Linked DNA regions of Homo sapiens: region 2 is linked to region 1. The links are chromatin contacts, found by Hi-C or POLR2A ChIA-PET in ENCODE. All regions are on one chromosome and are shown on one strand. The core of a region is the stretch at or near the end of the contact, and the rest is flanking DNA. Distances in the headings are between cores, read along the strand shown.

The links. A loop is a pair of places that touch in the nucleus more often than their neighbours do. ChIA-PET counts read pairs that join two places held with the same protein, here RNA polymerase II (POLR2A).
Region 2: a loop to region 1 is called in a map of endothelial cell of hepatic sinusoid, with 7 times the contacts of the local background. The contact joins the enhancer-like site here to the promoter of HDAC4-AS2 in region 1. A Hi-C loop is called at or near these places in 2 of 168 maps with a recorded cell type or tissue (astrocyte of the cerebellum and endothelial cell of hepatic sinusoid) and 1 of 37 single-sample maps with no recorded cell type. POLR2A ChIA-PET finds 5 or more read pairs at or near these places in 3 of 52 experiments (CD4-positive, alpha-beta memory T cell, OCI-LY7 and WTC11).

What each region holds. Positions count from the first base shown.
Region 1 is chr2:239,191,616-239,195,407 of GRCh38, reverse strand. It overlaps HDAC4-AS2 (HDAC4 antisense RNA 2), which reads right to left and starts at 1,763. Exons shown (of 2, transcript NR_198956.1): 1 at 1,232-1,763; 2 at 1-1,046. All of the region lies in intron 3 of HDAC4 (histone deacetylase 4), which reads left to right.
Region 2 is chr2:239,251,384-239,255,175 of GRCh38, reverse strand. All of the region lies in intron 2 of HDAC4 (histone deacetylase 4), which reads left to right. Among named protein-coding and RNA genes, the nearest start is that of MIR4269, 52 kb to the left of the region's middle. RefSeq lists an enhancer at 2,252-2,753. Within about 2 kb of position 2,180, at least 15 of the 41 ENCODE cell types and tissues checked have a DNase peak (open chromatin) inside an H3K27ac peak, as active enhancers do; they include OCI-LY7, where a contact is called at or near this core.

The DNA.
Region 1 (3,792 bases), core at 514-3,013:
CCTGGGGTGGGTCTCCTTGCCCTGTGAACGCTCCATTTGTGTTATTGAATCCAACATAAATGCAGCATTGTCTTCAGAGGTGAGCAATGGCCGTGGCCGGAGGTGCGCATGGGATGCAGGCGGCGTGTGCTGCTGTTGATTTTCTCTGCTCTGCTCTTAGCTTACTTTAGCAGATAGTGGAGTTTCACGTGGCAGTCCGGTAAACCAAGGCAGTGTGAACATCCCTTCCCCACAATGAGTGAAAATGCAGGAGGTGCCGTAGTGAGAACAGCGACAGCATTCTGCGCATTGGTGAGCCCGACTCCCCAGCCTCGGTGCCCACCGAAGCCCCCTCTGGCTGCACTGTGCCAGTGAGTCCAGGCTCCTTCTCAGCAGAAGGTGGCTGCTCTGCAGGGCCCCTCGCCTCCCTGCTCCTCAGGGGACCCGCACTCTTCCATGTCCGTAGGGAGACGCGCACCGAGCTGGAGACACAGATCTGCGAGGAGTAACTTGCCTCTCTCACCAGCACTGCCAGGGGCGGATCAGCGCCAGCACCTTCCAGCATGCGCTAAACTGCTGGAGAAGCTGGAGTGGCTGGAAGGAGCCCTGCCTGCCTGCCCTCCTCCTCCTCAGTTGCTGGCCTTGGCAGCTCTAGGGTGACCCAGCAGGGGCCTGGAGGAGTAGGAAGCAGCTTCCCAGCTGCAGTCTGCATCATCCTCTCTGTGCTGTCACAGAATGGAAGGTTTTAGCAGAAAAAGGAGTTTGTAAGCGACATTCAGAAGATTTGGGCAGCAGTTTCTTCCCCCATAGGGTCCTGTCTTTTGGGAGTGGGGAGTGCTGGGCCAGGCTGCTCGCTGGCTGTTTCACAGGTGGTGGAATTTAAGAGCAGACTTGGGTCGAGCTGTGACCGTTCAGGTGATGCACGCACAGGAGGTTCAGCTGTGTGCCTGTGAGGCGGGCAGGAGCGTCACCCAAGCTTCAGAAGAGAATTCCCCGGCAGCAGCGTGGCGCTCAGCATGTTCCGTGTCTGACTGTTTTGATTGTCTCTCAGTCCAGTTGACAAATTCCTTTTAAGATGAAATTTGAATTAATTTGCAGAACTTGTACAAATCTCCAAGAAAACAGCTTAAGGAACAGATTAAAGAATGAATGCCTTAGGAATTAAAGCATTAATAGCTCTTGAGTAGACTGGATGGAAAGATGAGTTGTGTAGGTTATCCAGATGAGGCTACATCCAGGGAGCAATTCTTACCTTCAGAGGGCGCTGCCTGTCCTCCTTGGCATCCAAGTGAGCGCATCTCCTCCACGCTCAATGATGAATGCTGGCCGGCATCCCTGTGAGGAACCTTGTGATCATTTTCCATTTCTGAAAACTCCCAGGTGGTGGGGGCCCTTGGCCCACATCAGCATTGACCACCCCGGGCTCAGATCTGGCCAGGTGCCTGCGTTGTGATGGGAATTTCAGTACACTGAATTTTGCCTCTGACCCTGATGAAATAGCTTCGGTGGCATTTGCATCAAGATCATGTTAGTGTCATCTCTATTAGATGCTTTGGAGCAAACATGAACTTGGGTTTCCTTTTAAGATGTCCTGTGATTCCAGATTCAGGGGAATCTGAGAAAAGTTTGAAGAAAGAAAATTCCACTCGGCCAGCCAACCTTGGGTGTGCAGAGCCTGCCCCGCCTTCCCCACTTTGTCCTGAGAAGCTGGGTCCTCCCCAGCACCAGAGTTGCTGCTGCTTCCCCTCGCGCTCTTGGCTGCTCTCCCGGCCCCAAGCCTGAGTGACACTCTAGGATTGCAGATGGCAGGCTGGTCTCTGGGCTCCCCCGTCCCCATGACCCTCCACCTGCACCCAGACCTCTGGGTCCTTGCTCAGGCAGCCCCTGCCCTCGGTGAGACGCAGCCCACTGTGGGCCCTTCCCCTGGGCCTGCCATCAGCTCCTGTGCTCCTCGGCGCCCCAGCGGCTGCCCTGGGCCCGTTCCCACAGCACCTGGCACACAGCAGGAGCCATGAATGTTCTTTGGGAACTGAATGAGGAGTGGAAATGCGGGCATGTCATGTTTTTGAAGTTAATAAAAAAAATCCCTTAAAAGTTGTTTTATGTTCGGTTTTTAAAGAGATTAACACCAGACGTTTACAATGCTGCCCCCTCCCTCCATCTGTGAGAAATTAGAAATGGAGGGGGATGCGCTAAAGCCAGCAGCGGGTCAGGCCTCTGCCCAGCGCCTGTGGTGGGACCCTGTTTCTACATGGGACCTTGGGTGACAGCAGCACATCTTATAAGCAGGGGTCCCACCCAGGCCCCCCACACAGGGATAAATGAGGCGAGACGTAGGCAATAACCCAGCTTCCAAGATGCAACGCTGTGCAGTTACTTATTCCCTGTGCTTATTTGTTCAAGCTAAAATGTCTCTGTTTGACCAAACAGAAAGAATATGAGAGAGACCAGTTTCACCTACAAATATAGACACCAGCATTCTAAATAACATGGTCGTTGTTGATGCTATTTTGTTTTTCTAACTTTATCCCTTCCTGGAGATAAATGCAACTTTGTTCTTCTACATTATACAAGTGTATGCCTTCCCCGATGGGTTCACCCATGGGTGCTGACTGTGTAACTTAGAAGAACAAAGTTGTGTTTATCCCTGGAAAGCACGGGCCCGCTCACCTGAGGCACTCTAGGAAGTCACTGCAGGGCACTGGTCCCAGGAGAACCGCGTGCCAATCACAGCCATGAACGCGGAAGAGGGAACCGCAACCTGACAGTCATTCACGAGACTGTGTGTTCAGGAAAGCATTTAGCACCGCCGTGCTTGTGAGAGCCGGACCCGTAGCCCCCAGTGCCCACAGCAGGGAGCCCGCCAGCTGAGTCTTCTTCAAGAAGCCAGGCCCCGTTCTCTTTTCTCCGAGTTTGCGAGTTTGCTGACTTAGCTCTCCTCCCTGCCTTTCATATATTTTATTCCTTAAAAGAAAGTCTGAAGCAAATGTAGGTGAACGCTGATGTTTCATAAAACCAGCATTGCTTACGCAGTTTTTCCATTTTGCTATATTTTGTCATAAAAATGATCAGAAAAGGGAAGAAAGGAAATGAATAGGGTCCAGTCCTCACCCACATATGGGGTGGGGGAGTGGGTGGACCCCTGCTTTCTGCTCCTGCACATGGAACAGTCCTCACCTATGTGTGGGGTGGGGGGTGGGTGGACCCCTGCTTTCTGCTCCTGCACATGGAACAGTCCTCACCCATGTGCGGGGTGGGGGGTGGGCGGACCCCTACTCCCTGCTTCCGCACATTGAACACGCAGTTTATGTGCGTAGATTCTTCTCACATAATAGCAAATGAAAACCTTTTACTGTGTCAAAGTCGACACCCAATTAAAAACTAAATACATGCATTTTAAAAGTTGGGGGTTGCACTTCACTGATTTGGGGAAAGAAACAGAAACAGTCAGAGAGGAGGATTTCATTTAAAAAACAACAATAACAACGAGGCAGCCCGTGCTGCGCTGTGGAATGTGATCAGATATATTCAGAAGCTTCTGTCACCTTCTGGGTTGCTTTGTGTCTTTTCACTGTCCAGGAAAGTGGCCTGAGCTGGTCTTCGTGGCCTGAGGCCTGGGCACTCCTCAGGTTCAAGCCAGTCCAGCCAGGGCAGCCAGCAGGGCCAGGTTAGGAGCATGATTGACTGCGGTGGGGCAGGGGAGGGGTGAGGAGACAGTGAAGTCAGCCAGAGAAGCTGAGAGCACCCCTCACCCTGGGCACCAGGAGCTCAGGTGACTGCAGCTCCCACGGCTAAGCGGCAACCCAGGGATCA
Region 2 (3,792 bases), core at 931-3,430, 59 kb before region 1:
TCTGTCATCTTACTCTTTCACCTGGGATATGATTTTCTTCCTTCTGACATAATCCCTTGTTAGTTCAGCAATGGTTTCTGAATGGTAAGTACTCAAGTTTTGTTTATCTGAAAATGTTTTTGTTTTCCCTTTTACCCGAATGATAGTTTAGATAGGTGTAGAATTGCAGGTTGCTGTGTCTTTCAGCATGTTTGAAGACATTTCATTATCTTTTGGCTACTTTTGTTGCTGTTGAAACATTGCCTCTCAATTCAATGTTCTTAGATCATCTAACTTTCCTACCTTGGTGCTTTTAAGATCTTTTTCCATGTTTAGTGTTTAAATGTTTTATTGCACTGTGTCTAGATGTCGATTCACACTTATTTATCCTAATAGAGACTTAGCATGCTTCTTAAATCTAAGGACTGTTATGTCTGAATTCTGGAATATTCTCATTCGTTATCTGTTTTAATACTGCATTTGTACATTTTTTCCATTCTTTAGGAACTCATACTAGGTCTATGTTGGACCATCTTATTCTTTTATCCTTGCTTCTCTCCTTTATCTTTTCCTATCTTTGTGCTGCATTCTGGTTAGTTATCTAGATCTAGTTTTATCTTTATATCTAATTTGCTGTTTTTATCTTTAACTAGATCTAATCTGTTCTTCTCAATTATAGAAAATTCACTTAATTCTTTTTAAAAACTTCTCATCTCCCATTTCCAGGTTTTTTTCCTTCATGATAGTTTCTCTTCTTCATTTAACTTTTTTTTTTTTTTAGCGCAGCTTGTTGTCTTTTCCACATTGTTTTAATATTTGTGGACATTTTGGAGTCATTTCTCGGTTTTGTTGTTCTTGCCGATTCCCACATGGTGGGTTGTTTCCATCTATCATTTGTGATGTTAAATTTGCATGGTAAACTCTTCAGCAGGGGACTTTCCTCCCTCCCTTCCTCTCATCCTTCTTTGTGTGTTTTGTGTGCTGTGGATTGTGGGTGTAGCCCTAAGGAGCTATTTTTCTTTGTCTTCCTGGGGCTACAGGGTTTCCCAGGTTCTAGACTAGTTTTACCCTTATTTCTAGACTTGAGATTCCAGAACTACTCAAAGAATATGAATCTGGAGGCCACATCCACAGGGACCCAGGTTTAGGGTCTTAGATTCTCACTGAAGCCTCTTCCTAGCAACCCTCTATTGCTTCCCAGGCCTGGTGGGTGGGGTTTTCTAGTTCTCTTTTCATAGACCAGACAGTCCTCCAAGAGTTCTGCCCGGACACAGGGTCTCAGTTCCAGTTCCCTGTCCAAGCCACGCTCATGGCCACCTCTCCTGCCCACCCAGATATGCAGCCGCCCACTGGCTCCCTGGTGCCTGTCTCCAGTTCTGATGACTCTTGGGCCCCAGGAACAGGCAGCTGGGTCTTAGTGCACCTGCTCAGAGGGCCGTTTGCTTTCTTTCCTTTCTGGTAATTGGGGTCTTCTCTTGAATTCAACTCTGCCTACAATATTAGGGCGAGATTTTATTCTATCTTCATAACTGTTTCTTTGTTCTTACAGTGGGAAGCGAGGGATCCTTATCGAGTCAGTGCAGTAAGGTTTGGGAACCTAAAGTTCTGGTTGACTTGCTGTGTTCTGTAGCTCTGTGTTGTGGACATGAGGAGGCTCTGTGCTTTTCAAAGTGTAAAATTGGCTTTTACTACAGGCGCGTGTTAATTCAGAACATCAAAGCAAGGAGTACACATTCAGCCACTGCTGTTTTCCAGTTCCTCTTTTCTTGTAGTTGAGTTAAAAGGCTAGCCCTTCTTTCTAGTTGTCTGAATATTAGATGTGACATCGGTCATAACAGCATACAGGGGTGTTCGTTTTAATTCAAGATTGCCTTCATGCCCAAGTGTGGGACTTTATGGGTATAAAACCAAAGAAATTTGCTTTAGATTACGAAAGCTGCATCTTTGTTTTGTTTTGATGTAATTTCTGTGTTTTCTTTGCCGTATGATTCTGATTTTTACCACGCTAACGCAGTGGTACAAGATTTATCATCTGAGTTGCACGTTGAGTGATAGGAAGTGGATTTGTTCCCGAGACTCTAATATCTTAGGAGAAGATGAAAATATGTCATGAGCTTAATGCCGCGTATGAAGTGTGATGGGAATGTGTGTTGTGCCTCTGCTCTGCCAGGCACACTGCCAGCTACACAGGAAGCCTGCTAGGAAGTGTGCAGTGCGGGCCGCCGTGGCCAGCGGGCTCTCCGTTGCAAAACCGGTGGCCGGCGAAGCGCAGGTGGTGCGTTCCTGGCGGAGAACAGGCTGGGTCTTAAGGGTGTGTGCGTCAGGGAGGGAGGAGAGAAATGATCGGATTTCTGCTTCTTCAAAATTCAAAAATAACTTTATTAAACAGAAGATAAGGGATTATATTTTTAAAATTTTGGATAACTCTGTTCTTAGAGCTATGAAGCATTTAAAACCTTGGAAAATCGTTTAAGAAAACATTTTAACCTATTGACTGCCCTCTGGTTTGGTGCAGTGTTTGTCCTTTGGCGGAGAAGCAAGGGGAGGAGGTGGCGGGCACAGACCATCTTCCCATCCTCAAGAAGGAACTTCCGTGGGACATGAGAGCTCTTGGAGGCAACAGCTTCCTTTTTGTTCTGCTCTTTCCCTCGTGCCTTTTGATTTTTCTCTTTAACTTTCTGCTAAAACCTGAGAAATGCTCTCAGCCAATCTGCTGAAGGAGGGGAAAGTCAGAGGACTTGCTCCCACAACGTGGGCTGTGTCCATGGTGACGTGGGCTGTGTCCATGGTGGCGTGGGCCATGTCCATGGCATAGGCTATCTGTGGCACTGCGGCTTGTGAGTACGTTTGTGGGTGCTTAGTCCAGTCCTCTCAGTCCTGCAAGGTTGGAGAGCATCCTGGCACCCATTCGATGGCTGTTGACGGTGAGGCCCACACTGATCAGCTGGCTCATGTGGCATCACAGGCTCCTGGGAGTGGATCCTGGCTTTGATGCTGGGCGATCCTGCTCCCACACTCCCGGCCAGAATCCTGGAACCACCATGACAGTCGTCATGTGGAAACCACAAGCTGGAAAGTCTGGAAGGGGCAGAAATCCACATCCTGCCAGTGACATTAGCGTAGTGAACATCCAACAGCAAGTCGCTTCTCCTGGTGGTGGCTCTATTTTTAGAAGATTAAAATAGAATGCAATACAAAGAAATCACTGTATATTTAGAAACTGAAGCTTCTGTTGTATAAAAAGGAATAGTGATAAGATTAAGTTAGTCTTGGTGTAGGGGAGGTTGTGATGTGTAGGGTATATTCATTCTGTGCATAACAGAAATGTAATAGTGATTTCTGCACATGGTACACCTGCTTCTTAGAGGATCCAGAAAAGCTGGTTTTGTTGGAGGGAGGAGTGTGCTGGAGTACTATTGAATTAAATAATAATGATGTGATTATCTTGAATGTACATTTGTACCATTGAATAATGAGCCTTGTGCAGTGGGAGAGCGTGTTCTAGAATACAAGGAGGTAGATTGGGGCATCTCAAGCAGGAGCTAGGACTGCAGGTACTGTGTGGTTACAGCTGGGGCCAGTGTGTGGAGAATGGAACTCTTTGTTTTTATTTTTTATTTTTATTTTTGGAGGCAGGTCTTGCTCTGTCACCCAGGCTGTAGTGCAGTGGTGTGATCTTGCTCGAGAGATCCTCGTGCCTCAGCCTCCCAAGTAGCTGGGACTACAGTCACACGCCACCACACCCAGCTGATTTTTTGTATTGTTGATAGGGACAGGGTCTCATTATGTTACTGAGGCTGGTCTTGAATTCCT